3 separate regions of the Homo sapiens genome follow, and all the other regions are linked to region 2. Evidence: chromatin loops called from intact Hi-C (ENCODE). Cell type or tissue: PC-3. All regions are shown on one strand. Links, peaks and the distances in the headings refer to the core of each region. The heading gives the core; the rest is flanking DNA.

The links. Peaks named below come from ENCODE experiments on the same cell type or tissue, not always from the same donor. Only the 100,000 strongest peaks of a DNase experiment are listed, where the experiment ranks them.
Region 1: a loop joins it to region 2, with 3 times the contacts of the local background. A loop is called at or near these places in 12 of 110 quality-filtered maps.
Region 3: it touches region 2 in a loop (5-fold over the local background); 21 of 110 quality-filtered maps call a loop at or near these places.

What each region holds. Positions count from the first base shown.
Region 1 is chr10:74,174,915-74,184,512 of GRCh38, forward strand. The region is part of intron 1 of ADK (adenosine kinase); the gene reads left to right. Among named protein-coding and RNA genes, the nearest start is that of ADK, 28 kb to the left of the region's middle. RefSeq lists enhancers at 888-1,834, 1,589-1,708. In PC-3, for the core only: a CTCF peak has its summit at 2,205; DNase peaks (open chromatin) are centred at 1,747, 2,327 and 4,487; H3K4me3 peaks cover 4,264 bases; H3K27ac peaks cover 2,554 bases.
Region 2 is chr10:74,228,843-74,239,235 of GRCh38, forward strand. All of the region lies in intron 3 of ADK (adenosine kinase), which reads left to right. It overlaps LOC124902456 (a long non-coding RNA gene), which reads left to right and starts at 1,224. Exons shown (of 2, transcript XR_007062198.1): 1 at 1,224-10,393. In PC-3, for the core only: CTCF peaks have their summits at 5,924 and 6,146; a DNase peak (open chromatin) is centred at 5,918.
Region 3 is chr10:74,116,483-74,126,837 of GRCh38, forward strand. It overlaps VCL (vinculin), which reads left to right. Exons shown (of 22, transcript NM_014000.3): 22 at 1,541-3,687. The coding sequence ends at 1,687. It overlaps AP3M1 (adaptor related protein complex 3 subunit mu 1), which reads right to left. Exons shown (of 9, transcript NM_012095.6): 7 at 9,666-9,873; 8 at 7,898-8,042; 9 at 3,773-7,428. The coding sequence ends at 7,328. Among named protein-coding and RNA genes, the nearest start is that of AP3M1, 29 kb to the right of the region's middle. In PC-3, for the core only: a CTCF peak has its summit at 2,635; DNase peaks (open chromatin) are centred at 2,539 and 2,829; H3K27ac peaks cover 1,811 bases.

The sequences.
Region 1 (9,598 bases), core at 43-5,042, 57 kb before region 2:
GTTTTATGGCTAGCAAGAAAACAGATTTGTATAAACTGGCTTCCTTACTAATTTCATTTTGTGAACTTAATTATTCTATCACAGGGACAGTGATAGGTAAAGCTAACTTAGACTAGAGCAGCACTGTTCTGTAGAAATATAATGCAAGATTCCTGTAATTTTAAATTTTCTAGTAGCCACATTAAAAAAGGTAAAAAAGAGGCCAGGAGTGTTGGCTCACGCCTGGAAGGCTGAGGCGGGCAGATCGCTTGAGGCCAGGAGTTTGAGACCAGCCTGGCCAACATGGTGAAACTCCGTTTCTACCAAAAATACAAAAAAATTTAGCCAGGTACGGTGGCGCATGCCTGTAGTCCCAGCTACTCGGGAGCCTGAGGCACAAGAATCGCTTGAACCCAGGAGGCAGAGGTTGGAGATCGCACCACTGCACTCCAACCTGGGCGACAGAACAAGACTCCAGCTCAAAAAAAAAAAAAAAGTGAAATGTAGTCCAACTAAAACAATACAATTGTGTTTAGTGGAAAAATATATTGCTTCAGTTATAAAATTTAAATGAATTAAAATTAAATAAATTAAAAATTAAGTTCTTCAGTCCCATCAGCCACATTTCAATATCGGATGGTATTGGTTGCTTCTGATATAACTGATTTCAGACATATGAAATTGATCACCATCCTAGATGGTCAGTAAGTTAATGCCACAGGATATTGTAGTCTATTAATAACATTGTAGAACAGGGCCCAGTCGTTCACACCTATATTCCCAGTGCTTTGGGAGGCCAAGGTGGGAGGGTTGCTTGAGGCTAGGAGTTCAAGACCAGCCTGGGCAACATAGTGAGACCCTGTCTCTACAAAAATAAAAAAATGAAAATTAAAAAAATTATTGCACAGAGAATAAAGGAATAAAAGCAATTTGGATCATAAAGCATTTACTGATTCCCCCCTTTTCATAGTTGGAGTTAATTTTCCTTTTATTGGTTCACAATTTCTTAACTCTTCAACTGCATTAAACTGTAAGATTAGAGCCAGGAGTTAGGGTGCCATCCACTTTTCCCCTCTATGGTCTTAGATTCTTTTTTTTTTATAGCCCGCATGCTTCTTTGGAAAGTGAGGTAATTGTGTCAAATAGGATAGCCTTGAGTGGGGCCCAGAGGTTGTAAAATTTTATGTCTGTACCTGATTCACCTGGTAACTTGCTAAAAATACCGATGTCCAGGCCTACCTTTCTAGATTCGGATACATAAAGTGACACTTTCCATATTAAATAAGCTGCTCTAAGTGTTTCTGAAGTTCAGGAACGTTTGGGACCATCAGATCCAGCAATTGACTCTCAAAGGCTGCGGACTGGAATTAGTACGTCGTGCTGCCGTTGCCAGGCATTTTATATTTTCCTAGGCTGAGGCTTCCCAGGCTGTTGCTTTTTTTCCCCCCACCTTTGCAGATGGATTTTGCAGGCTGTTAAATCCCACTCCCGAAGACCTGCCCTGACAGCGCCTCTTTCCTAAGTGCTGTTACAGGGAGCTGAGCTTGCCGAGGTAGACAGTGGCCACGTGACTGCTAAACCGGTTGCCAGAGGCGCGGCCATTTTTGGGGCGGGCACCCAATCTCTCGCCCTGTAAACTGCGGGGTGACGGGACGCTGTTACTAGGACTCAAGATGGCCACCGCGCCCGCTAGTCATCTCGCTAGCCCGCGCGCCAGTGAGCTGGCACGAGACACGCGGTGGCCCACGGCGTCTGGGGACGATCTCCAGCCCTTCGCACGGGGCGGAGCGCCCGCCTTCCCTCCAATCAGCACGCCGGGCCGGCTAGCCAGGGGCCGCCCGCGCGCGGGGTGTGTGAGGACGCGCTCCCAGTCGCTGAGTGCCTGAGCCGGGAAGCAGTTGCTGTGGTACCTGCTGCTGCCCGAGCGGACGTAGAGCATCGGACGCGGGCGCCGTGGCGCTGGGCAGGAGGGCGAAGCCATGACGTCAGTCAGGTAACGAGCGGGCGGCTGCCTTGACTGCTCCGAGCTGGGCGTTAGCCTCCCGAGCGCGTGAGCACTGTCGCTCCTTCTCGCGGGTGGTCTGGAGCCTGCCTCCGCCTCTGGTCCCCCTCGTGTTGGGGGTTCCCTCCGCACTTTTCATTTGGGCATTTCTGCTTTCCTCAGAAGTTTTCGGGTCTGTGGCACATTGCGGAGTTCTGTGTGTCGCTGCTTGGTCGAGGTGACCCTCGCCCAAATTCCAGGGTTGCAAGCGTTCTTGGGTGTGTAGTGGATTTCCCATGAAAAATGTGCCCCACCCGCGCCCCCGGGGGCGGCCCAGGGCCGGAGGGAGCGTGGCGTGCACAGTGTGTGTCATGCCTGCGTGTCATGCCCTCTGACAGAACTTCATTGTTGGCCGGGAGCAGACCTGCAAAGTTGGCCCTTCTCTGATGCAGGTATATTGCCCTCAAGTTGTGAAATTGTGTGTCTCTAAAATGTTTGCTCATGACTGGAATTAGGACCCTGGTTCCCGAAGGTACCATCTTGTTTCTTTACTCCTTTTATCTCAGAGTCACAAGTGAAATGAGTTGAGAGATACTGGGCATGTAGCGAAATCCATGAAACTGGAGACTTTCCCCCAATTGCTCTTCCAGTTTGGAAGGTTCTTTTTTTGTTAATGAGGACAGGATAATGGGCTTGTCCACTTTCTCCCAGTAGCCTTGACTGAATGTTTAATTTACGCTAGTTCAACTATTTATAAAAAGAGATAAATTGCCTTATATACCCAGTGTTCTGACTGGCCTTTTTAAAAGCAGAACTTGGGCTTTGTTGTCCCAGAGAAAGGGAGGCCCCAGCACAAAAATGTGAAGAGAAATAAAATAAGCTCATTTTTGGTCTATGAGCTTTCCAGGCTCCACCCGTCCTGGTGATTTGAGGGCTTCTCAATGCCAATTTTTACTACATTGTGTTTAAGAGACAGCTTGGGAACCTAACCCTCAGTAAGATCTAACTGTGCTGAACTCGGACATAGTCTGTCTCTTAAATTGCATAATTATATATATATATATATATATATTTTTTTTTTTTTGAGACAGAGTTTCGCTCTTGTTGCCCAGGCTGGAGTGCAATGGCGCGCTCTCTGCTCACTGCAATCTCCGCCTCCCGGGTTCAAACGATTCTCCTGCCTCAGCCATCCAAGTAGCTGGAATTATAGGCGCCAGCCACCACACCCAGCTAATTTTGTAGTTTTAGTAGAGATGGGGGTTTCACCATATTGGCCAGGCTGGTCTCGAACTCCTGACCTCAAGTGATCCACCTGCCTTAGCCTCCCAAAGTGTTGGGATTACAGGAGTGAGCCACCGCTACTGGTCTAAATTGCTTCATTCTGTACTAACATAGACAAAGTACTTATCTCATTATGCAGAAGGAGATTCAGGTGCTGAAACATGGAGACCCACATGGAAGGATTTCACAGTAAATTATATTGGGGCATATAAATCTAGCTTTTAAAGCTAACAGTATTTTAGGATGAATTAGAATTAGGCTATTATACCCAGAGTTAATTCCCCTTCTTCCCATTCCCACTCTTATTATCACAGAATGCTACTAATTAGGTGTAGGGGTCAAATACTTTCTGTGTTAAGAATCAGTTGTTATGTGGATTCAGTTTTAATTGACTATCATCTTCCTGACCGTGCCTCATTGGAGAAACATCCAAATCTAAAGCTTCTGCTGTTTAATAAGTGACAGCAGGATGTATCTTTTACTGTAGGGGTTGATAGTTTTTTTTAAAAGACTGATGTAAAGGTTGACACCAGCCTTACTTGACATGTTTTGAAAGGATGGATAACTGATAATAAAATTTATTTATGCTTGTTTCTTCAGATGTCAGTCTGTATTTTACATAATCTTGAACTATGGTAACATGGCTCGAGAAAGCTCTTTTAGATGTTATTTAAACCAGCTATTACATTTTACACCTGAGGAAACTGAGACAAAAGTTGAGTGCCTTGTGCAAAATCAGCGGCAAAATTAGGAATTGAATCCAGATTTCCATGATTTAGTGCTCTGCATGGTGCCTTTGTAGAAACAATATACTATTTAAACTTCCTGAAAAAGCTGTTTCTGTGGACAGAAATTGTAAAGTATCATGAGAGACAACTATAGTAACTCTTTTGCTTTCTTCTTATCCTGCAACGAACTTGATAACTGGGGTTTAGAAGTAGGCAGGGTTAGCCAAGAGAACACAACTACTGGGTGTTGGGAAGTGCAGGGAGGCCATTGAAAGTGAAGTGACTCTGTATGGTGATAGTTTTGAATGAGTTGGTCATCCTACAGATACCAGCCATTTCCTGGTGAACACTACATTTAATACAATTATGTCATATCTTTAGTTTTTGCAATAATGATGTCAGACATGTTCCTATCAGAGGCATTTGAGCCAGAGCGACTCCATCTTGAATAGGGTCTGGGTAAAATAAGGCTGAGACCTACCAGGGTGCATTCCTAGGAGGTTAGGCATTCTTAGTCACAGGATGAGATAGGAGATAGTCAGAAGATACAGGTCACAAAGACCCTACAACAGGATGCAGTAAAGAAGCCAGCAAAAACTCACCAAAACCAAGATGGTGATGAGAGTGACTTCTGGTCATCCTCACTGCTTATTATACACTAATTATAATGTATTAGCATGCTAAAATACACTCCCACCAGTGCCATTGACAGTTTACAAATGCCATGGCAACGTTCAGACCTTACCCTATATAGTCTAAAAAGGTGAGAGACCTTCAGTTCTGAGATATCAGAACTGATTTCTTCCTTTCCTGGAAAACTCATGATTAATCCACCCCTTGTTTAGCATACAATCAAGAAATAACAAGATACTTAGTTGAGCAGCCCATACCCGTGCTCTGTCTTTGGAATCGTCATCCTTTTGTTTCTTTATTTCTCTAATAAACTTGCTTTCACTTTATGGACTTGCCTTGAATTCTTTCTTGCATGATGTCTAAGAACCCTCTTGGGGTCTAGATCGGGACCCCTTTCTGTTAACATTCCCATTTTGTGCTCAGTCTAACAGTAGCCTAAAAGGTAGGTATTATTGACCCCCTTTTACTGATAAGCTGAATGATTACAAGATATCCAACTCTGACTTTGTGTCCAATGTTCTTGTTTTATACCACCCTTAATTGTTGCTAAATATAGTAGTATGTGACTCTTTTCATAGCAATGGCTATGAAAGAATACAGGATTGGAAATCAATGAGGACCAATGGTCAGAATATCTTGGGCCCCACTGAGGGCCTTTTCTGAGTTACTGAGCTTCCATTTCTCTTTTCTTTTTATTATTATTATTATTATTATTATTGTTATTATTAATTATTATTTTGAGACAGTGTCTTGCTCTGTCGCCCAGGCTGGAGTGCAGTGGCGCGATCTCGGCTCATTGCAACCTCCACCTCCTGGGTTGAAGCCATTCTCCTGCCTCAGCCTCCCGAGTAGCTGGGTTTACAGACGCCTGCCTCACGCCCAGCTAATTTTTTTCTATTTTTGGTAGAGACGGAGTTTCATCATGTTGGCCAGGCTAGTCTTTTTTTTTTTTTTTTTTTTTGAGACGGAGTCTCGCTCTGTCACCCAGGCTGGAGTGCAGTGGTGCGATCCGGCTCACTTGAAGCTCCGCCTCCTGGGTTCATGCCATTCTCCTGCCTCAGCCTCTCTAGTAGCTGGGACTACAGGCGCCCGCCACCACGCCCAGCTAATTTTTTGTATTTTTAGTAGAGACGGGGTTTCACCGTGTTAGCCAGGATGGTCTCGATCTCCTGACCTCATGATCTGCCCGCCTCAGCCTCCCAAAGTACTGGGATTACAGGCGTGAGCAACCGTGCCCGGCTGGCCATGCTAGTCTTGAATTCCTGACGTCGTGATCCCCCCACTTCGGCCTCCCAAAGTGCTGGGATTACAGGCGTGAGCCACCGCCCCCAGCCCCATTTCTCTTTTCTATTCTGGACATTTGTTTAATGAAATAACTCAGTAGCAGAGATACTAATATGCATCCTACCAGTGTTGTTGGATAAGTGTAAAAGTGCTTTTAAATTTTAAAGCATTTTAAAAATAGAATAAAAGCACTTTGAGCCCTCTAGAGAATGGTGTCATCTGAGGAAAAAAATGTTTAAATCTTAAATTTTTAGACAGGAAACAAATTTACCTATCTAATTTTCTCATTTTACAGTTGAATTAAAGCCCAGAGATAGTGTGACATGTTCAAGTTCACACAGTTACATATCTTGAACTAGATATGAGATCTCTAGATACCTTGTTCAGTTCCCTTTCTAGTATAGCATTCAACTCTGAGGAATTCCTAAATAATGATTTTTTTTTGGGGGGGGTCTCTTTAGGAATTCCTAAATAATAATTTTAAATGAAAACTTTTCTTTTTTTTTAACTTAAGATCTTTGAATTTGGCTGGAGTTAGTATTTCATCATTTGTATTCTATTCTACTTAATTACTGATTAAGAGTCTAAATTTACAGCCTCTGAAACCAGATATCCTTGGGGAACAACTTATATCCTTTGTTATGTATATCAGATTCCTACTGGTCTTCATTTGGGAAATGATAGAACATATTTGATAAATTGATGCTTTTGTCATTTTAAATTGGCCCAATAGTTAAGTTGGCGCCTGAGTTAAGTTCAGGAGACAGAGGAAGATGCAGAATGTCAGGATTCAAAGAGGATCTTAGCATTTTACTTTTTTTCCTTTTCTATACTGGATCTTGTGTCCAAAGTAAAGTGAAATGTCCTACTTAGACCTAGTGGTAGAGCCTAAGATAGAATTTAGACCTTCTGACTCCTAATTTATGTATTTTTCACTGAGCAACACTATTTCAAAATTCCCCTCTGAATATTGCCTTGTTTTCCTAACATCAGTGTCTAGTCTGGTTTTGGGCATCGCTTACAGCTTGGGTTTGCGCCAGGGAAGACTAGGAAATGGAGTTGGGGAATATTTGTTGTAGAGCTAATGAGCCCTATTCTTTGGTCTGCCCAGATAGGTCAGGTTTGGTCTAAAACTATTCTGGGACTCTGGACATCACTGTGCCCTACATGATGATTCTGGAACCCACTTTTGTGGGTTAAGCCTACATTGGAAAATTTATGTGGGCAGTGGGTGGGGTCGTGGGGTATTTTCCTTCTAACACTCGAAACTTTTTGAGGTATGTCCAATAGAATCTGCCAAGCCACTCAGAACATTCATATGGAGACTAAAATCTGGCTAAGATTGAAACTGTCTTTGTTGAGTTGGTTTCTTTAGAGCCTTAAAGTTTTCAAACTCATTTTTACCTGTGTTTTTAAAATACGAATTGTAAATTCACATTACTGCACAATTTTTTTTATGCTGTGGGATGTTTTTAGAGAGGTAAGTGAGCTTTTAAACTAAAATTGTTTCATTTATGGAATATTTTGAAGAAGTAAAACAGAAATCTTTTTATTTATTTATTTATTTATTTATTTATTTATTTTTGAGACACAGTTATACTCTTATTGCCCAGGCTGGAGTGCAATGGCACAATATCTGCTCACTGCAACCTCCGCCTCCCGGGTTCAAGCAATTATCCTCTCTCAGCCTCCTGAGTAGCTGGAATTACAGGCACATGCCACCATGCCCGGCTAATTTTTGTATTTTTAGTAGAGATGGGGTTTCATCGTATTGGTCAGGCTGGCCTCGAACTTCTGACCTCAGGTGATTCTCCTGCCTTGGCCTCCCAAAGTGCTCACAGGCATGAGCTACCGTGCCGGCCAGGAATCTTTTATGTGCAACGTTGTCAGCTGTTAATGCTCCTATTTATGAATAGGTCACCTTTGTTTGAAAAAAGCGTACAAGGTTTTCTAACTCCAAATCTTTCCAGCCACAATATTGCTACGTTAAGCAGAACTGTCAAAGATAAAACTTGAACCAAAGTGATTTTCTAGACTGTTTGAATGTTAACCCTTTCCTGCAATATTGGTTAACAGTCACGTCTCCCTACCTCTTCATACCTCCTTGGTTTTATTTTATTATTTTTATTTTTTGAGGCACGGTCTTGCCCTGTTGCCCTTGCTGGAGTGTGGTGGCATGAACACAGTTCACTGCAACGTCAACCTCTGGGCTTAAGTGATCCTACCACCTCAGCCTCCTGAGCAGCTGGGAGTAGTCCCACTTGTAGTCCCTACAGTCCCACCTGTAGTCCTGTAGTCCCACCTTTGTATTTTTTGTAGAGATGGGGTTTAACCATATTGTCCAGGCTGGCTTTGAACTCCTGAGCTCAAGTGATCCACCTGCTTTGACCTCACAAAGTGCTGGGCCTCCCAAAATGCTGGGATTACAGGCATGAGCCGCTGTGCCCAGCCACATCCTTGGTTTTAAATTGTTATTTAAAAAATACTGTTGCTGGGCACGGTGGCACATGCCTATAATCTCAGCACTCCGGGAGGCCGAGGTGGGAGGATCACTTTGAGGCCAGGAGTTCAAGGCCAGCCTGGGCAATATGATAAAACCCCGTCTCTACAAAAAATACGAAAATTTGCAGGGTATGATGGTATTGTGCCTGTAGTCCCAGCTACTTCAGAAGCTGAGTCAGGAGGATCCCTTGATCCTGTAATGAAATATACTATTTTTTTTTTTTTGAGATGGAGTTTTGCTCTTGCTGCCCAGGCTGGAGTGCAGTGGCGCCATCTTGGCTCACCGCAACCTCCACTTCCCAGGTTCAAGCAATTCACCTGACACAGCCTCCCTAGTAGCTGGGATTACAAGCGTGTGCCACCACACCTGGCTGATTTTGCATTTTTAGTAGAGATGGGGTTTCTCCATGTTGGTCAGGCTGGTCTCGAACCCAGCCTCAGCTTACCCACCCACCTCGGCCTCCCAAAGTGCTGGGATTATAGGCACAAGCCACCACGCCTGGCCATGAAATATACTACTAATAAAATAAAATACTGTGATAAAACATAAATAAACATTTTTATTTTTTACTTTTTACTTTTTTAGCTGGCATTCTGGTCTGAGATTATTTTATTTTATTTTTATTTTATTCGAGACAGAGTCTCGCTCTGTCACCCAGGCTGGAGTGCAGTGGCACAATCTCAGCTCACCGCAACCTCCGCCTCCCGGATTCAAGCAATTCTCCCTGCCTCAGCCTCCCGAGTAGCTGGGATTACAGGTGCCCACCACCACGCCCTGCCAATTTTTGTATTTTTAGTAGAGACGGGGTTTCACAATGTTGGCAAGGCTGGTCTTGAACTCCTGACCTCAGGTGATCCACCCACCTTGGCCTCCCAAAATGCTGGGACTACAGGTGTGAGCCACTGTGCCCGGCAGAGATTTTTATTTTTTAAATGGCAAAGCTAGGTTATGAACAGGATGACCATATGTTCCAGTTTGCCCAGGACAATTCTGGATCATGCCTGTTATCCTGACATTATTATTTATTATTATTTTTTCTTTTGTAGACACAGGGTCTTGCTCTGCTGCCCAGCTGGAGTGCAGTAGTGCAATCATGGCTCACTGTAACCTTGAAATCCTGGGCTCAAGTGATCCTCCCACCTCAGCCCTCCAGAGAGGCTGGGACTATAAACACACACCACCATGCCTGGCTATATTTTGTGTGTGTGT
Region 2 (10,393 bases), core at 3,285-8,284:
CAGAAGTATCCATACTACTTAACACAGAGTAACCTGGTATCTGAAGATTTTTTTTTTGTTTGCTATAAGGCAAGGGGAAAATCTCTTTAAAAGGGATTCACATTTATTTACTTGGCTTTTTAAGATAGCTACCAAGGTAAACAGTGAACTTTTGTAAGCAGTGTATACTGTTCTAAATATGAAGTGTATTTTCCCTTCTGATAGTGAATGAATTCCATTATGATTTTTTAATGTCAAAAATTAAATTATTTTGTCAGAATAACCCCTTAAATTTTTAAATGTTGTCTTATAAAAGTTAATTATATTGTGATATTTAAATGCTTGCCAATTTACGATTATGATGAGATGGAAGAAAATAAATAAATTATGCAATAGGCATGAACCTTCAAGGGTATTAGGACGTGCTCAGGATATGATCTTTGGTGCAGTGTAAAAATGTAATTTCTTAGTGAATAGGTCAATTTCCAAACCAGCAGGAAAGTTATAAGTATTTAAATGGAATGTGTAGGGATATGTCAGGGAAGTTAGAGACAATAACATCTGGTATGCTTTTTTTTTTTTTTTTTTTTTGGTGAGATGGAGTCTCGCTCTGTCGCCCAGGCTGGAGTGCAGTGGCGTGATCTCGGCTCACTGCAAGCTCCGCCTCCTGGGTTCACGCCATTCTCCTGCCTCAGCCTCCAGAGTAGCTGGGACTACAGGCGCCCACCACCACGCCCGGCTAATTTTTTGTATTCCTAGTAGAGAAAGGGTTTTGCCGTGTTAGCCAGGATGGTCTTGATCTCCTGACCTCGTGATCTGCCCGTCTTGGCCTCCCAAAGTGCTGGGATTACGGGCGTGAGCCACCGCGCCCGGTCTGGTATGCTCTTAAATTAATTGTTAATGCTGTGACTTAGCAGTTCTTTGAAATCATCAAGATCATAGACTGGGCTTGTGCCTATAATCCCAGCACTTTGGGAGGCTGAGGCAGGAGGATTGCTTGAGTCTACGAGTTGGAGACCAGCCTGGACAATATAGTGAGACTCTTGTCTCTACAAAAAGTTAACAAAAGTAGCCGGATGTGGTGGTGCCTGCCTGTAGTCCCAGCTACTTGGGAGACTGAGGTGGGAGGATTGCTTGAGACCAGGAGGTCCAGGCTGCAGTGAGCTATGATCCGTGCCACTGTGCTCCAGCCTGGGTGACAGAATGAGACCCTGTTAAAAGAATCTTTTTTTTTTTTTTTTTTGGTAAGAATGAGCTAAGAACTGGATATCTGTAAAGCTAATAGAAAAAAATCCTGTGAAGCAAAAAGTCAAAATTGAAATAAGCTAGGACCGACAGCAAGGTTAAATGCTTATTTTTTTTTAGTGTTCATAAATAAGGTACAGTTTTAAAAATATCATAAACATTTTTATGATCCTATTCTCAGGGCCCGGTTTTTTTTGTATCTTTAAAATTATAGTATTTTGATTCTAGAAATGAACCCTTGAACCAATATCCGTATTTTATCATGAATAAGGTGAGAGTAACATTGATAAAATGACTTGCTATAGTTTACATTGCTACTTAAGGACAGTACTAGACCAGAAACCAAGTCTCCTGAGTCCCATTTAAGTGCTGTTTTTGTCACACCAAGCAGTTCTCTAAGTATATAGTCTTTTTTTTTTTTTTGAAACAGGGTCTCGCTTTGTCACCCAGGCTAGAAAACAGTTGCATGATCATGGCTCACTACAGTCTTGTTTTTAGAGATGAGGTCTCCTTATGTTGCTCAGGTTGGTCTCAAACTCCTGACCTCAAGCAGTCCTCCTGCCTCTGCTCCCAAAGTGTTATGATTACAGGCATGATCTACTGCACCCAGCCAGTAACTTTTTTTTTTTTTTTTGAGACGGAGTCTCACTCTGTTGCCAGGCTGGAGTACAGTGGCGCGATCTTGGCTCACTGCAATCTCCGCCTCCCAGGTTCAAGTGATTCCCCTGCCTCAGCCTCCTGAGTAGCTGGGACTACAGGTGCCTGCCACCACGTCTGGCTAATTTTTATATTTTTAGTAGAGACAGGGTTTCACCATATTGGTCAGGCTGGTCTCAAACTCCTGACCTCAGGTGATCCGCCTGCCTCAGCCTCCCAAAGTGCTGGGATTATAGGCGTGAGCCACCGCGCCTGGCCGCCAGTAATTTTTTTTTTTAAAGGGATTAATATCCATTGCAAGACTTGGTAACGGATCACAGAGAACTCATTAGTTAATTAAATCAGTTTCACAGTATTGTGTTTTGGTTTTGGAAATCACTTCAGACCTATAACCAATATTGAGTGAGTTGAAAAGAATTAATTACTTCCAAATACAAGGCACTTTACATTCTTCTAAGGAGAGGATGCAACACAAAGCTATTTGGTCAGCTTGATACAAAAGCTCTTAGGTGTGCTCATGAAGTAAGTCAAATGTATACATTTTACAACCACATATTAAATAGAATTAGTTTTTTCTTTTTCCTTCCCATTTCTTTGAACAGTCTTATTCAGAATCTTCATCATTAGCAACTTTGTCATCATTGGAGCCCTTTTCTCTAGAACACATCAGCCTCTTTCTATGTATGATATTTTCGCTGGAAATTTTATCCTGAGCTATAAATGCCTCTCATGTAAGAAAAGTTTTTTTTTTGTTTTTTTTTTGAGACAAGATCTAACTCTGTTGCCCAGGTTGGAGTGCAGTGGCGTGATCATGACTCACTGCAGCCTTGACCTTGTGGGCTTAAGCAATCCTCCCATCAGCCTCCTGAGTATCTGGGACTACCACTGTGCACCACCACACCTGGCTAATTTTTGTATTTTTTGTTGAGATGGGGTCTTGCCATGTTGTCCAGGCTGGTCTTGAGCTCCTGGGCTCAAGTGATATGTCTGCCTTGGCCTCCCAAAGGGCTGGGATTACAGGTGTGAGCCACCATGCCTGGCCAAGAAAAGTTTTTTTTAAAGTTTATTTTTGTATGTAGTCATAATACTTGTAAGGTAACCTTTTCACTGTATTGCTTTTTAAACTAAGGTTTAAATAGTTCATTGTAATAAGAGTTACCGTTTGTGCTTATAAGGCTGCATCTCCAGGAGTAAGTACTAAATCTGTGTTAGATTTCTTTGCTGCTTTTTTTTGTTTGTCTTTTTTTTTTTCTTTTACTGATATGGTCAGGTGGTCAGGTTACTTCCGTAAGGATCCAAAACTAGAGTTGATTGAGATCATTTCAGGCTTATACATAATCTACAAATGATTCTCAACCAATTGAGATCTGAGTTCACCTCTTTTGCTGAACTTTTAATTGTGATCTTACTGTAAAATTCTAGGATCTCATAACTTCTATGAAATTTTTATACCTGGATTATAAAACTTCGGAAAGATTTGCTTAAATATTTTGTTGCTTAAAAGAAAATAATTGGCCGAGTGTGGTAGCTCACGCCTGTAGTCCCAGCATTTTGGGAGGCTGAGGCAGGTAGATCAGTTGAGCTCAGGAGTTTGAAACCAGCCTTGGCAACGTGGCGAAACCCTGTCTCTACTAAAAGTATAAAAAAAATTAGCTGGGCATGGTGGCACTCACCTGCAGTCCCAGCTACTCAGGAGGCTGAGGTGAGAGGATTGCTTGAGCCCAGGAAGTTGAGGCTGCAGTGAGCAAAGATTGCACAACTGCACTCCAGCCTGGGCAATAGAGTGAGAACCCGTCTCAAAAAACAAACAAACAACCCCCCCGCACCCCCCCCCCCCAAAAAAAAACAAACAGAAAATAATTAACACTGTCATCAAGGAAGGTAACTCATTATAAGGATTTAAAAAAAAAATTTTTTTTTGAGACGGAGTCTTGCTCTGTCACCCAGGCTGAAGTGCAGTGGCACAATCTTAGCTCACTGCAAGCTCCACCTCCCGGGTTCACGCCATTCTCCTGCCTCAGCTTCCCAAGTAGCTGGGACTATAGGCGCACGCCGCCACACCCGGCTGATTTTTCTATTTTTAGTAGAGGCAGGGTTTCACTGTGTTGGTGAGGCTAGTCTCGAACTCCTGACCTCGTGATCCACCCGCCTTGCCCTCCCAAAGTGCTGAGATTACAGGCGTAAGCCACCGCGTCTGGCCTATAAGGAATAATTTTGTGATTAAACATGGTCTTATATTCATGAACGATAGGTGAATGAAAAATGTGTGTTATTGGTGGTAAAATCTTAAAATCCTTAAAGAATTAATTTAAATTGCTACCTTCTACTTATGAAGCACTATATGGTGCCCTGGACTTAGCATTAGAAGAAACTTAGTTTATGTATGAGTTTTGCCATAGGCTGTAGTCTTGGGGTATTAGTTAGAATTCAATGCCACTATGATATTAAGAAATTTATTACAGGAATTAAATCTTATTCAATCATGAGAAAAACTGGGGATATTAAGGTCCCTAAAATGTGAGAGAAAAATCGCTAAACTGCCTTTTGATGTAGGTTAATGAATTGCGTGTTCTGTTAATAGGGAAACTGTGAAGGAGGTTCGTGTGTTGTGGGCTCTTTGCAACTACCACCTTTATGGGCCTTTAGTGAAAAATCTGGTGATAGGCTTGGTCCTGGTAGTTGTGGACGTAAGGTAGAGTGGGGATGAGTAAGGACAGATTACAGTTCTGCCCATACCTTTGTGTCTGTCCTTCCTGCCTCTAACCAATGACTGCCTTTGGAATGTAATGGCTACTGCTTCAATTGCATCCCCTAAATTTTTTGCAAATTTCTCTTGTGACATATCTTAAGCTGAAACCATATAGGAGAGGAAATTAGGGGAAGTGTACTCCTTCTTGACATAGTTTAATACCTTAACTTTGTTTAATCACTTAGTCTTCCAAACTTAAGTTCCTCCGATATCATTTTGGGTTTAGATTAGTGCTTTTCTGTCATTGTCCATTAAACAAATGATTTCTTTCATTACCTACTTCTCTTTTAGTCTGTTCAGTGATCCCTCTGGGTATAGCTTCTGAATTTCTAGCATAAAACTCTTCAACAATAACAAAAAAGGATAATGATCTTTCCTGTCAATTTTTAGGGGGAAGGATAAGGTGTTTCCTAGAAACTTTATTCAGAGCACTTTAGTCAAAGTGTAGTTCATTGATCCTTAACTGCAATTTACTTGACAAGATATATTTATGGGATGAAATTTATTGAGGGTAACAGAATGGAGAGAGAAACTGCTGGTGTGATGAATTCTCTTTCTTCTTGGTCTACAACAAACAGAAATATTTTGAGAATGTAGCTATGGCAGATTTTAATGTAAGAGTTATGCCAACACTATTTCCCCTTAAGGGTTGAGTCAGACCTTTTGGGAATGATATAGACTTGGGGGTCTTGAGTGAACTTTTAGTATTTATTAGCAGCCAATCTAACCTTGAAAACTCTATGTTGATTTCTTTTTGGAAAGTGTTGAACAATTAAATAATACATGTTAAAGAACAAGGAAGAAGGGCATTGTTTTAATTATTTTGTGATCTAATTTAATCCCCACAGCAACTCTGTGAAGCAGATATTGTAATCATTCCCATTTTACAGATGAGGAAGAGACTTCGTAACTTGGTTTATATAAGAAAAGGATAGAACTGTTTAGATCTTTTTGATTGCTTTCCATTTTGTATAAGTTCAGTGACTTAGGAACCTTTTTTAAAAAACTTCTTTGGAGGAGTGATATTGTTCATTATGAACATACCTACTTGAAAAGTATTTAAAGGTATTTTTCATGGAAATTATATTTTATAAGTTTTAGTATGGTTCACTAGAAATACGTCACAATTTGTAGGTAATACTGTGTTTTATTTTGAGTTGGCTAATTGTTAAGGTAAAACTTTAGAGGATAAAGTGAGCTCATATTGATGAATGGTAATCTGATATTTCCAACAGACTAGGTCTTTTTTTGAAGTTCATGTATTATAACTTTATTCTTTGTGATACTAGCTCCCTCTGTAGAACTTCAATAAGATTGCAACTGGACTTTTTCAATAATTTAGAAAAGTGATCTAAACATTATCTATAACATTTCCCTGTAAAATTTTACTTTGTATTCTAATCAGTTGCAAGTGGGTTTTTAAAAGTATAAATGTAACATTTATAAAAATGTTTCACTTTGTACACACAAAGTTTTAATAACATATACAAAATAAAACTTTCTTCAAACATTCCTATAACTTTAATGCTTTTTTATTTAGGAAGGCTAGAGAGAGGTGTGATTTCTAGGTCTGTAGGTCTGTGTTGAGTAAAGCCTGATGGAAGCCCTAGGGGAAAAATAAATTTTGACGTTTAGCTGGATACTTGAAATTATCCCTTTTTTTTTTTTTTTTCTGAAACTTTCCGGTTTGACTTGGGTGGGAAAATGTTCATAAGGGATTTTTTTTTTTTATCTTGTAGAGAAGGGGAAAGCAAACTTCTACAACAGGTAGAAAGAGCAAAGAGAAAATCTTAGCAAGATCCAGAAATTTAGTGGAGAATTGCAGGAAAACATTCTTGACATTTACGGTTTAAAAAAATTTTCCTTTTTCTTTTTTTCTTAAGAGGTGGTCTCACTCTGTCGCCTAGACTGGAGTTGAGTGGCATGATCATAGTGATCGTTCCACCTCAGCCTCCTAAGTAGCTGGGACTACAGGTATGTGCCACCACGCCTGGCTCCTTTTTGTATTTTTAGTAGAGATGGGGTTTTGCCATGTTGCCCAGGCTGGTCTTGAGCTCCTGGACTCAAGTGGTCTGCCTACCTCAGCCTCCCAAAGTGTTAGGATTACGGGCGTGAGCCACTGCACCCTGCTCACATATATGAGTTCTATGAGTTTATGCTGTTGTTGGAAAATCCTTTGTTATCAAAGTCTACCAATTTTCCTGTGTGGGAGTGAGCTTACTTATTTTACCACCACTTTTTCTCCTTTCTTTCTGCTATGGTTTGAATGTTTGTCCCCTCCAAAACTAATGTTGAAATTTAATTGCCATTGTAACAGTAATAAGAGGTGGAGGCCTTTAAGAGGTGATTAGATCATGGGGCTCTACCTTCATGAGTGCATTAATGCAGGAGTGGGTTAGTTATCTCTTAGAGGGTTGTTATAAAGTGAGTCTGGCCCCTCAAGCACTTGCTTGCTGTTTGCCTTCTGCCATGGGATAATGCAGCAAGAAGTTGCTGAGCAGAAGCTGGCACCATACTCTAGGACTTCCCAGCCTTCAGAACTGAGAAACATATTAATGTTTCTTTCCTTTATAAATTACCCAATCTCAGGTTTCTGTTAAAAGCCGTAGCAATCAAACTAAGACACTCCCCTAAACCATTTTATATTAAATTGTAAGTTGTATAATTAGCTCTTCAAAGATGTTTTCTCAGACATAATGTAAGCTCAATGAAGGCAGAGGAAATATGATTGACTTGCAACATGGAATTTAGAAAAATGAGCGAACTGATTTCAACCATAAAGCTAGGGACTAAAACATACAAATGAGGATAAGAAAGAACTGAAGTACATATGCTCTTTCAGTTTCTAAAAATTTAACTGTATTTTCTTCTAAGTAGATTGAAGGATGTTCTTAGGATTATGCTTGAGTAGGCTTTTAAACAATTTTGTGTGGATAATTATCTTTGAAGCCTTTGTTAGTACTAAACATCTTTATTCTGTTATAATACAGTTTATTCAAACAGACGTACAGTGTGTATTGTGGCACAAAGAAATTCAAGAATGATTCTTATTCTTTTTGTTTGTTGGCCTTGACTAAATTTGATACCAGATAATTGCTTTAAAGGATAGGCCAATTTTATTGGTATAACAAATCTACCCTTCATTATCCATAAACCACTTATATAGTAATCTGGTTTTCCTATACAGGCACACCTTGGAGATATTGGGGGTTTGGTTCTAGACTATCACAATAAAGTGAATATCACAATAAAGAGAAATACATGAAGATTATATTCCCCAGTGCATATAAAAGTTGTGGTGATATCACACTGTAATCTATTGTATACAATAACATTGTGTATAAAAAATGTATATGCCTTAATTTAATGTAATCTATTGTATACAATAACATTGTATATAAAAATGTATATTCCTTAATCCATAAAAATACTTTATGGATGAAAATGCTAACAATCATCTGAGCCTTTAGCAAGTTACAATCATTTTGCTGGTGGAGGGTCTTGCCTCAGTGTTGATGGCTACTGACTGATCAGGATGTTGGTTGCTGAAGGTTGGAGTGTCTGTGGCAATTTCTTAAAATAAGACAATAATGAAGTTTGCTGTGTCAGAGCCTTCCTTTCATGAAAAATTTCTCTGTAATATGCAATGCTGTCTGATAGCATGTTACCCACAGTAGAATTTGGAAAATTGGAGTCAGTCCTCTCAAACCATGCTGTTACTTTATCAACTTAAGTTTATGGAATATTCAAAATTCTTTGTTGTCATTTCAGCAGTGTTCACAGCATCTTCACCAGGAGTACATTCCATCTTAGGAAACCACTTTTTTTGCTCATCTATAAGAAGCAACTCCCTGTCCATTCAAGTTTTATCATGAGATTGCAACATTTCAGTATCCATCTTCAGGCTCCACTTCCAATTCTAGTTCTCTTGCTATTTCTACCACATCTGCAGTGACTTCTTCCCTGAAGTCTTGAAGCGCTCAAAGTCATCCACAAGGGCTGGAATTCACTTCTTCCAAACTCCTGTTAATGTTGATGTTTTGACCTCCTCCCATGAATCACGAATGTTCTTAATGGCATCTAGAATGATGAATACGTTGCAGGAGGTTTTCATTTTAGTTTGTCTGATCCATCAGAGGAATCACGGTCTATGGCAGCTATAGTCTTGCAAAATATATTTCTTAAATAATAAGACTTGAAAGTCAAAATTACTTCTTGATTTGGGGGTTGCAGAATGAATGTTGTATTAGCAGCCATGAAAACAGCATTCATCTCCTTATACATCTCCATCAGAGCACTTGGGTGACTGGGTGCATCATCAATGAGCAGAAATATTTTAAAAGGGGCCAGGCATGGTGGCTCATGTCTGTAATTCCAGGACTTTGGGAGACTGAGGCAGGCAGATCACCTGAGGTCGGGAGTTCGAGACCAGCCTGACCAACAGGGAGAAACCCCGTCTCTACTAAGAATAGAAAATTAGGTGTGGCAGTGCATGCCTGTAATCCCAGCTACTCGGGAGGCTGAGGTAGGAGAATCGCTTGAACCCAGGAGGCGGAGGTCATGGTGAGCCAAGATTGCACCATTGCACTCCAGCCTGGGCAACAAGAGTGAAACTCCATCTCAAAAAAATAAAAGCCTAGCCTCCCAAAGTGCCAGGATTACAGGCATGAGCCACCGCGCCTGTCTGTCCGCCCGTCTTCTTTTTTAAGAGCAAGAAAAGGTTTCCCAGAAGTACTCTGGTAGATTCTTATCACACACACATTCCTAAACCAGTTACTGGCAAAGAAAATAGAATTATCATGATTAATTAGCATATTCTGAAGTACATGCTTCCTTATAACTGAACAAAAATTAGAGCTCCACTGGCAACGCGGAAATGGCTGTTGACTTGGCAACTAATAGTGAATTGCTCACAATGTTTAAGTGAAATGGCCTGTCAGATTTCCTGGGAACACAGGAACCAGGGCCAGACTTAGAAACGGCCTCAGTAAGAGGTTTTCTAAAACTATTTTCTGGTATCGTAATTATTCCTAATTACCTTGTGCACTAAAAAAATTTAAAAATTTTAAATTTAGAATTTTAAACACATTTCCTGACAGTAACCAAGATATAAAAATGTGTAAAATTGAGTGAATATATTTTAAAGCATGGAAGATTTGTGTTACCCTCAGACTTGAAAGGGAACCTGCAAAGTTATGGTCTCATGGGAAATATTGTTTCTTTTTGCCTTGACATAATTTTCAGGCTCTTTGGTTTTATTCTAAGCAACCCAGCAGGGCACCTTTAAAAAGAAACAAACAAAATTACTGTCTCTAAACCAAAGAAGATAGAAAAATACATTCAGGAGAATAGTATACATTGAAAACTGCCACTTTAGCTAGTGCTTTTTTTTTTTTTTTTTTTTTTTTAAGACGGAGTCTCGCTCTGTTCCAGGCTGGAGTGTAGTGGTGCGATCTCAGCTCACTGCAACCTCCACCTTCCAGTTTCAAATGATACTTATGCCTCAGCCTCCTGAGTAGCTGGGATTACAGGGGCCAGCCACCATGCCCAGCTAATTTTTTCATATTTTTAGTAGAGAGTACTTTTTAACTGAGAAGAGATGCTGTAAAGTTTTAGGAAATCACAGTGGGGACAGTAGTCATACTTCTACTTTCTTCTGAATATAATATTGTTTCTTTTTTCTCCTGCAGTTACTTATTTTTTTTTTCTTTTTGCTTTAAGGCTTGGTAGTTCTGAGAATTTTAGATTCAGTTATAATCGAAT
Region 3 (10,355 bases), core at 1-5,000, 120 kb before region 2:
GCCTTGAGAATATCTATTATGTTCCATTAAATATTCCAGTTTTAAAAAGGGTAGAAATTGACAGTATGGTAGAATGGAAAAAACACAGGACTGTTTGGGAGGCTGAGGCAGGAGAATCGCTTGAACCTGGGAGGCGGAAATTGCAGTGAGCCGAGATCGTGCCATTGCACTCCAGCCTAGTTAACAAGAGTGAAACTCCGTCTCAAAAAAAAAAAATAATAATAAAATAAAATAAAATAAACAACAACAAAAAACAAAACCCATAGGACTATAAGTCAGAAATCCTGAGTCCTAATTCTCACTCTATGAATGTCTCTGGGCCTGAGTCCCTTTGCTGACCAAGTGAAAAGAACAACTGATGAGGAATTCCAGCCCACAGTTACACTTATCAGAGCCTGTGAAACTGAGTGTACAAATTTTATGCAGGTGTGCATTTTTTCTGGGGGAGAATTCACCGCCTTCATTAAATCCTCAAATGATGTATGACTTAAAAATAGCCAAGAATTACTGAGCTGATGAATTGCCAAGATCCTTCCTTGACTTTCTATGGTAGAGTACCAATGTGATTTCAGTCTTATAAGTTTGTGCGTTTGTTTGAAAGATTAACGTATTTAGATTTTCATGGGTTTAAAGTGGTTGGTTGCTTGGTTTGTTCATTTGGTTGTTTTTAAAATTCATTAATTAAATATTTATGAAATACCTCCTGTGTGCCAGGCACCATCCTAAATACTGGGGGTATGACAGTGCACAAAATTGACAAAAATCTACTCTGTATAACTTAAATGTTAGTATGAAGACAGAAAAAACCCTCAAAACTCCCAAACAACCTAGGTAAAATACGTAGTGTATCAGTTCGTGATGATAGGTTCAATGGAAAAAATAAGGCCAAGCGCGGTGGCTCACGCCTACTGTATGTAGTCTTAGCACTTTGGGAGGCTGAGGTGGGCAGATCACTTGAGCCCAGGAGTACGAGTCCAACCTGGGCAACATGGCGGAACCCCATCTGTACAAAAAATTAAAAAATTACCCAGATGTGGCAGCATGTACCTATTGTCCCAGCTGCTCAAAGGCTGAGGCAGGAGGATCCTTGAGCCCAGGGGGCAGAGGCTGCAGTGGCCGAGATCACACCACTGCACTCCAGCCTGGATGAAAGAGAAAGACCCCATCTCAAAAAAAGAATGAGCAGGGAAATCCTCACCAAGGTGACAAGTGAGCAAAGATCTGAAGGTGAGGGGATCCCTGGGATCCCTGGGGAAAGAGCAGTCCAGGTACAGGAAACAGCAAGTCCTGAGGGAGAAGCATGTTTGAAGACCAAGAAAGAGGACATGCTGTAAGCTATCTGAAGCCACAGTATACAATCAGCGATGGCCAGTTTTGGGTTCTTTTTGGTGATCTGGGAAAACCCCTAGTGATGCAAGCAAATATGGGGGATGCCAGGTACCAGTGGGGTTAGCTGCATCCCACTCCTGGCTGAAACCTATTTTAGAGACAGGCCTGCATCAGGGACCCTGGGTAACGGAAAGTACCTTTTTCCTTGCAGGCCACAGAGATGCTGGTTCACAATGCCCAGAACCTCATGCAGTCTGTGAAGGAGACTGTGCGGGAAGCTGAAGCTGCTTCAATCAAAATTCGAACAGATGCTGGATTTACACTGCGCTGGGTTAGAAAGACTCCCTGGTACCAGTAGGCACCTGGCTGAGCCTGGCTGGCACAGAAACCTCTACTAAAAAGAAGGAAAATGATCTGAGTCCCAGGAGCTGCCCAGAGTTGCTGGGAGCTGAAAAATCACATCCTGGCCTGGCACATCAGAAAGGAATGGGGGCCTCTTCAAATTAGAAGACATTTATACTCTTTTTTCATGGACACTTTGAAATGTGTTTCTGTATAAAGCCTGTATTCTCAAACACAGTTACACTTGTGCACCCTCTATCCCAATAGGCAGACTGGGTTTCTAGCCCATGGACTTCACATAAGCTCAGAATCCAAGTGAACACTAGCCAGACACTCTGCTCTGCCCTTGTTCCCTAGGGGACACTTCCCTCTGTTTCTCTTTCCTTGGCTCCCATTCACTCTTCCAGAATCCCAAGACCCAGGGCCCAGGCAAATCAGTTACTAAGAAGAAAATTGCTGTGCCTCCCAAAATTGTTTTGAGCTTTCCATGTTGCTGCCAACCATACCTTCCTTCCCTGGGCTGTGCTACCTGGGTCCTTTTCAGAAGTGAGCTTTGCTGCTACAGGGGAAGGTGGCCTCTGTGGAGCCCCAGCATATGGGGGCCTGGATTCATTTCCTGCCCTTCCTCAGTTTAATCCTTCTAGTTTCCCACAATATAAAACTGTACTTCACTGTCAGGAAGAAATCACAGAATCATATGATTCTGCTTTTACCATGCCCCTGAGCAATGTCTGTGCTAGGGAAACTTCCCGTCCCATATCCTGCCTCAGCCCGCCAAGGTAGCCATCCCATGAACACACTGTGTCCTGGTGCTCTCTGCCACTGGAAGGGCAGAGTAGCCAGGGTGTGGCCCTGCCATCTTCCCAGCAGGGCCACTCCCGGCACTCCATGCTTAGTCACTGCCTGCAGAGGTCTGTGCTGAGGCCTTATCATTCATTCTTAGCTCTTAATTGTTCATTTTGAGCTGAAATGCTGCATTTTAATTTTAACCAAAACATGTCTCCTATCCTGGTTTTTGTAGCCTTCCTCCACATCCTTTCTAAACAAGATTTTAAAGACATGTAGGTGTTTGTTCATCTGTAACTCTAAAAGATCCTTTTTAAATTCAGTCCTAAGAAAGAGGAGTGCTTGTCCCCTAAGAGTGTTTAATGGCAAGGCAGCCCTGTCTGAAGGACACTTCCTGCCTAAGGGAGAGTGGTATTTGCAGACTAGAATTCTAGTGCTGCTGAAGATGAATCAATGGGAAATACTACTCCTGTAATTCCTACCTCCCTGCAACCAACTACAACCAAGCTCTCTGCATCTACTCCCAAGTATGGGGTTCAAGAGAGTAATGGGTTTCATATTTCTTATCACCACAGTAAGTTCCTACTAGGCAAAATGAGAGGGCAGTGTTTCCTTTTTGGTACTTATTACTGCTAAGTATTTCCCAGCACATGAAACCTTATTTTTTCCCAAAGCCAGAACCAGATGAGTAAAGGAGTAAGAACCTTGCCTGAACATCCTTCCTTCCCACCCATCGCTGTGTGTTAGTTCCCAACATCGAATGTGTACAACTTAAGTTGGTCCTTTACACTCAGGCTTTCACTATTTCCTTTATAATGAGGATGATTATTTTCAAGGCCCTCAGCATATTTGTATAGTTGCTTGCCTGATATAAATGCAATATTAATGCCTTTAAAGTATGAATCTATGCCAAAGATCACTTGTTGTTTTACTAAAGAAAGATTACTTAGAGGAAATAAGAAAAATCATGTTTGCTCTCCCGGTTCTTCCAGTGGTTTGAGACACTGGTTTACACTTTATGCCGGATGTGCTTTTCTCCAATATCAGTGCTCGAGACACAGTGAAGCAAATTAAAAAAAAAAAAAAAAAAAATCCCTGAATGATGATTAGAGACATCACCGCTAAAAAACTACATTTATAAGCTAGGATTTGTTATATGCAAATATTTTCTGCCTCTTCTTTTGTTCTGTTTAAAACAATAAAATGCATTTGTATAAAAAATGCTTTAAATGATGGATATGTTACTTTAGCAAGAACTTTTAGGTCAGGTTTCTCCTTTGTTTTGATGAATAGTCAATGAAACTAATCCTCAAGATCTGGAAACTAAAGATTTTTATTTAATCCAAATGTTGCACTGGAAGAAGAAATCAACAGTGGTATATTTACTTAACAAGGATGTGTGTAATACAAGACAACCCTGGGGATTACACACTTGAAGGAATGGAAGTGGCAAAGGTTAACAGGCAGAAAGCAGCTGGATGAAACAGTTTATTTTCATCTTAGAAGATTCTAGCTATCTGTGGAGACCACCACTGTTCCCCGAAAAGCTAAAGTTGTTAAGTTTGTAGGAGTACCACAGGTCCTTCCCCCTGCTGCAAGACAGAGACTTGCTCTGTTGCCCAGGCTGCAGTGCAGTGGTGCAATCTCAGCTCACTGCAACCTCTGCCTCCCGGGTTCAAGCAATTCTCCTGCCTCAGCCTCCCATGTAGCTGGGATTACAGGTGTGCGCCACCATGCCTGGCTAATTTTTGTATTTTTAGTAGAGATGGAGTTTCACCATGTTGGCCAGGCTGGTCTCGAACTCCTGACCTCAAGTGATCCGCCCACCTTGACCTCCCAAAGTGCTGGGATTACAGGTGTGATCCACCACGCCCGGCCACACAGGTCCATTTTTCATATTCCAAAGCCCAGTATAGAATAAATAGGGTTTTCAGGGATCCACCAGGGCTATAAAACAGAGTTAGCTTTTGGGGACATAGTCCTCTTCTTCCTTAAAGAAACACTGACTAAAATAGTAGGAGCAGGTTTTTAGAGTAGAGTTGGGACATCACTTTTTCCCTGATTTTCTAGATCTGAAAGGGGTAACATGTCATTAAAGGGTGATGATATTGATATTTAGTGTTGCCAACTGCTATTATCACTGCTTTATCTTGGAAAGTTGCCGACTATAAAGACAGATTCCAGCCTGCTTGAGTTAAGGGAAAGGCCAAGGCTGCTACTGAATTAGCAGTTTCTAAAACTGTCTTGTTTTTGCCATTTACCATATGTTCACTGGTGCTGCCTTCCTGCTGTAGTATAATCATTTTCTCAAATCAGTTGCCTCTCAGGACAAGATCAGCATTTTCCTAGGGTCCTTCTGTAGCACCACTTAAGGAATGAACCTATCACAGGAACTCCCTTTGAATAAAATGATGGTGACTCCCACACGCAGGAAAGAATCATTTACTTCATTTGCTCTTGATATACTCCCTTATGAATTTAGAACAAGTGATCCAGGATTAGCTGTAACTCTGTGCTTGAAAAATATTTTACTACTACTAAGTATTCAGAAATCTTTGTTATCAGTAGGTGGTGGTAGTGATAGGGAAGGGAGCTTTGATCACTAATCTCTCAGACTGTGGCCAGAATGGTGATGCTTAAGCCAAGTATGAATGGCTATTAACATACTGAGGTTAGGGAAGGAGTACTGAGAAGTGCTTTGCAGCAACACTCGCAGCTTGTGTGATGATGCAGAAGAAAATCTGATCATGTTCACCCTGCTTTGACAATGAGCCTTGCCCATTGGAGAATGTTCAATCAATAGTAGACCTAAAAAAAATCAACTTGTTGCTTTCATCTTTTTATTGATAGCACAGCCAGAGCTACCAAAATGATTTACTGGATTCTAGCAAATTAATAAATACAGTAATTTGATTGTAAAAGGAAACATTCTACTTGGACATTTTAGTAGAAATTGCTAGAGGGAAGGAGCTCCTGGCGTACATTCTACTTGGATAGAAGAGAAGATAGCACAGGAGGAGAACTGGACAGTCCAGGTATAGATTGTTGAGATTAGGGATTCAGCAGAAAGCAAAGCAAATGTTCTCATTGTTCTTTTGAGGTACGAACTCTGAAGAGTCAAGACATTAAAAATAAAAAGCAATTGAACCGGGTAGCCAAACTTAGGCAAAAGGAATAAATATTTGGCAACATTTTGACTTTAACTGCCAATCTGAGATTAGTTTCTTCAGAAATTTGGAAGCTGCAAAACGTTGCCTTTCTTATTCCATGAAAGGCAGGGCAGGCAAAGGTAAGAAAACTGCTGAGTGGGCTCCTTGTACCAGCACCAACCAGCAGCCCTTGACAGCATAGATGGGATGAGTGTAAGGGCTATCCTTAGCATAAGGGAAAGACGGTTATAAGCTGAGAAGATTGAAAGAAGAATGGAGCCACAAAGAGAATAGCATAAATAACAAGAAGGAAACATGAAGAACAAGCACTTAAGATATTAACTTTCAGTCTTTCTCCATTTCTTGATGTCTAATGAGGCAAAATAACTGGGCAAGGACCACCAAGATGAAGAAGTTAAATAAAATGTCACAATGAAATTGAGTGCAATAATACAACTGTTGACTGACTTTCCAAAACCACGGTGATCGGTAGAGTATCATCAATGTTACCGAGGATTTTGTTTCTGCCTCATTATAACTCACTTCCATGTATTTTGTCAGTATAGTACGTATATTTAAGCACTCCAGTGACAATTATGACAATAGTTTCTGGAAGAAATCTATGACTATAGCTTTGGGAAGCACACAATATGAAAAGGGAATTTCCCCTAAAGACAAGGAATGCAGACAAATTCAAACCCTTAAGAACAACAACAAAAAAGATTTAAAAAGACTGATGACTGTGAGGCAGGCACATTTTCCTCCTTTTGCTGAACTGGGGCATGAGGCATTTAGGTTAACCATGGCTTAACTGGTGTTGGGTAAGCTTTATATTATAAAACATGAAGATGGCAAAGGTTTCACTTAAGTTTTTCTTTTACTACTTTAATTTGCTTAAAAGCACAAATGCTTGTGCTTGCAGTAACTTCCTAAAAGCAGAAGTAATGTTCCCTTTTACTACCTTAATAAAGCATTTGCCCCTTTGATACAAATGATTTTTTTACTGTGCTAACAGCTGAACCAGTGGCACAAAATTGAGATGGTATTTACTGCAGCAAGGTCCCTGTAAATCAAATTCTAAGCTTTACATAAAAATCTTATTTATAAAAAATACAATACCAAGTACAGTGAGAATGGAGCATGGAGCAGCAGTGCTCCCTGCCAGGGCCATGTGGAAGTGGCTTTTGCTACAGTGCTTGCTTAATGGCACAAGTGAAAAGCTGAATAAGGCAAACACTTGAAGAGGCAGTTTTCTGTAAACTTCTGGGGGTGGGGGGAATTTCCTCTCGGGACAGATACTGGTTTGGGATGGCTAAGATCAGAAGGTGTGATATTTGGCTGCACCTGACACATCACAGATTTAAGATAGCTTCTGCTGGATGAGACCAGTTAACTCTTTTAGGAGAGAGGTTATCACTACAGCTTTCTGCCTTTACTGTTACAATGTGCAGCCGCCAGATGGTATCCTCCTATGGAAAAAAATCACCTCCAAAATCTTCCTAAGTGAAAAGATACAAAATAAGCTAAGTCACTAAAAGGTTTCCTTAGCTTAAAGCTCCTTAAGAATCCTACATTGATAACTAAGTAACTTTGTTAGCGGTGTGTAGCTAGACACAAATGCTTTAACTAGAATATGTATTCCCACTCACTTGGTACCTAATAGTGATACATCGTAATGACACTTGGAAAACAAACTGGTCCTGAGGAATTTTGGCCTCTTCTCATGTCCTCACTTGGAACTTTCCAGCTTTCGTGACGTATTTGACTCCTTTAAATGGCTTATATTTCTCCCCATACATGTCCAAACGGTTTACTTTTAAGCCTGTATCAAAAAGAATGAAAAAGAATAAATTATCATCATCCCAACCAATATAATGTTAGCAATGAGCGCTATATGGTAAATCTGACATTAACCAGTGTCCCTTCCACCATTTGGAAGAAATGTCTCTTCTATCATTTACAAATTATTGCACTTTGATGGTATGGTTTTGGTTAAGATTCCCACACAGGCAGGGAATGTCTGTGAAGTATAATTCTACTTTCTGTGAATATGAATAACTCTCTTTTTGGTGCTTAAATGAGGGCGGAGGTGAGGGGAAGCTGTTTGAAATAAGGTGCTCTGAAAAATCATTTGGTCGGTGCCTGTGAGACTGCCCCACCAAGCACAGTATAAAAGGCAAATGGGCTACTGCTCTTTCTAGAGAAGGAAACTTTTGTTACTCTTCTAAATGCCTAATAAATGAGCTTGCAAAACTCAATTACCCTTAACTACAAGTCAACCTTATCCTTACCTGAAATAGCAAGCTGCTGGATCTTAAACTGTATGTTGAGGCTCGGATTCTCTTCTGGTTTGGGGGCTCCAGACTGTAAATTTACCAGTCCTTTAAGACTTGGGAGCTTTTGTGGAGTAATTTTTCCCACATCCCATGTTAGTACCTTAAAAAGACAAAAAATGAAAAACAAATAGAACCATTTATTAAAGACAAACCCTCAAAAACAAAGTTCAAAGATATCATAAACTTCTGTACAAACTGAAGTGCAGTCTCTTGAAAACAAGAGATCTGGCATCTACAGTGAGTTTACCTCTGATTAATTCTGTGACTTTGAATGGGGAGTGAGAGCAGAGAATCTACATTTGTTGAGCATTTTCTTTTGTATTAGCACCGTGCTTAGCATTATTCATATGTTGTCTCATTGAGGGCTGTGAAGTAGCTTTTGTCTTCTATTTACAAATGAGGAAATTAAAGCTCAGAGGACATTAAGGCTCAGAGATCAAATGACTCGCTCAAGGTCACATAGTTAGTCAGAGGTAAGGCTGGGATTTGAACCTAAGGCCCTCTGATTTCAAATGTTCTCCATCATAACCATCTTCACTTTTCTCTGGGCCTGTTTCTTTTTCTTTTTTTTTTGAGACAGAGTTTCACTCTTGTTGCCTAGGATGGAGTGCAATGGTGCAATCTTGGCTCACCACAAACTCTGCCTCCCAGGTTCAAGCGATGCTCCTGCCTCAGCCTCCCAAGCAGCTGGGATACAGGCATGCGCCACCATGCCCAGCTAATTTTGTAGTTTTAGTAGAGATGGGGTTTCTCCATGTTGGTCAGGCTGGTCTCGAACTCCTGACCTCAGGTGATCCACCCACCTCGGCCTCCCAAAGTGCTGGGATTACAGGCGTAAGCCACTGCGCCCAGCCTCTGTTTATTTTTCTGTAAAATAATTAGATTGACTTAAGATGGTGTTTTTAAAACTTTTAGCTGTGAAACCCATTGTTCAAATGAAATCTTCGGTGTGAAGGCTCAACAGCAGATGAGAAAGAAAGCAAAGCTGTCATAGTTGAAGCTGTGGTAAAGGGCCAGGAATCTGAAGCTCCCTTTCTCAGCCCTGTGTGGTCTCCAGGAGGAGGTTCTTTGAATCCTTACAACTGTATTAAATAATCTTTAACATTCTATGATGTTATTCAAAAAACATGTCTTTTCATTTATCAGGTAGCTCAATGACTCTGCTATTGAAAACAATCATATTTACCAGCTAATCAGGAAGCTGAGAGAAAATCATCTGCTACAGTTTCTCTGAAAACCCTCTGTTACACAAAAATTTAAGTAGAGTGAGGAAGCAACTTTCCTAGCCCTGTGAAAGAGTATGAAATAATGCTTTTAAATTATAAAGGAAGAAAAAGGTCTTAGTGATCAATTTATATAGAAAACTTAGTAATTCATAGACCATCATAATATCTTCTTCAATCTACATAATGTTTTCTCTTTTTAAAAAAGCTTTTACTTCTTTCTTATTAGATAGCAGAGTCAGGCTCTGGATTAATAATGGATGAGTGAAGGCACACTCTGAAAAAGGACAGAATGACACATTTTTCTGTTCATCTACTCAGTAGCAGCTGCAGGATTCCTTCTGCAGCCAGTGGCAGAAGCACAGCACAGTATGCTCTCTAGGTTTTGATACGAACTTTAGTTTTAAACAAGGTGCCAAACCTTTCCCTCCATTCCTCCCCACAAATCACAAAATAGATTGCAGAAACACTTGCTCACTCTTGATTTGAAGTGGCTGTACCTTGGTGACTGGATCAAATGTATAGCTGCCTTGTGTGGGTGTCAGGTTCATGTTCAGCACAACTTTTGGCATGTGAACTGTCACTGTAATTCCTTCAATAGTTTTCCCCATATTCTGCTTTGGTCCAATTGTTATATCAAATCTGCCGCAAGAACTGTTCTCCTTAAAGCTGATACTATGTTTCACATACACTGGTATTGCCACTAGACTAAAAAGAGAAACAGAGAAAGATACAAAAGCACAAACACAATTAATGGTGTGGGGAGAGCTCCAGAGGTATCCTGAAAACCTCTGTCCAGAGTATCCTACCCTGCCTTTAACTCCACAATAAGGTACTACAGAGTTGGCTCTCTGTAGCCACAGTTCTGCATCCTTGAATTTGACCAGCTGAGGATTGAAAATATTATTTCACAAAATTGGCCAGGCGTGGTGGCTCATGCCTGTAATCCCAGCACTTTGGGAGGCCGAGACCAGGGTTGGGAGGGGATCACCTGAGGTCAGGAGTTTGAGACCAGCCTGGCCAACATGATGAAACCTCGTCTCTACAAAAATTAGCTAGGGCTGGGCGCGGTGGCTCACACCTGTAATCTCAGTACTTTGGGAGGCTGAGGTGAGGAGTTCAAGACCAGCCTGGCCAACATGGTGAAACCTCGTCTCTACTAAAAATACAAAAATTAGCTGGGTGTGGTG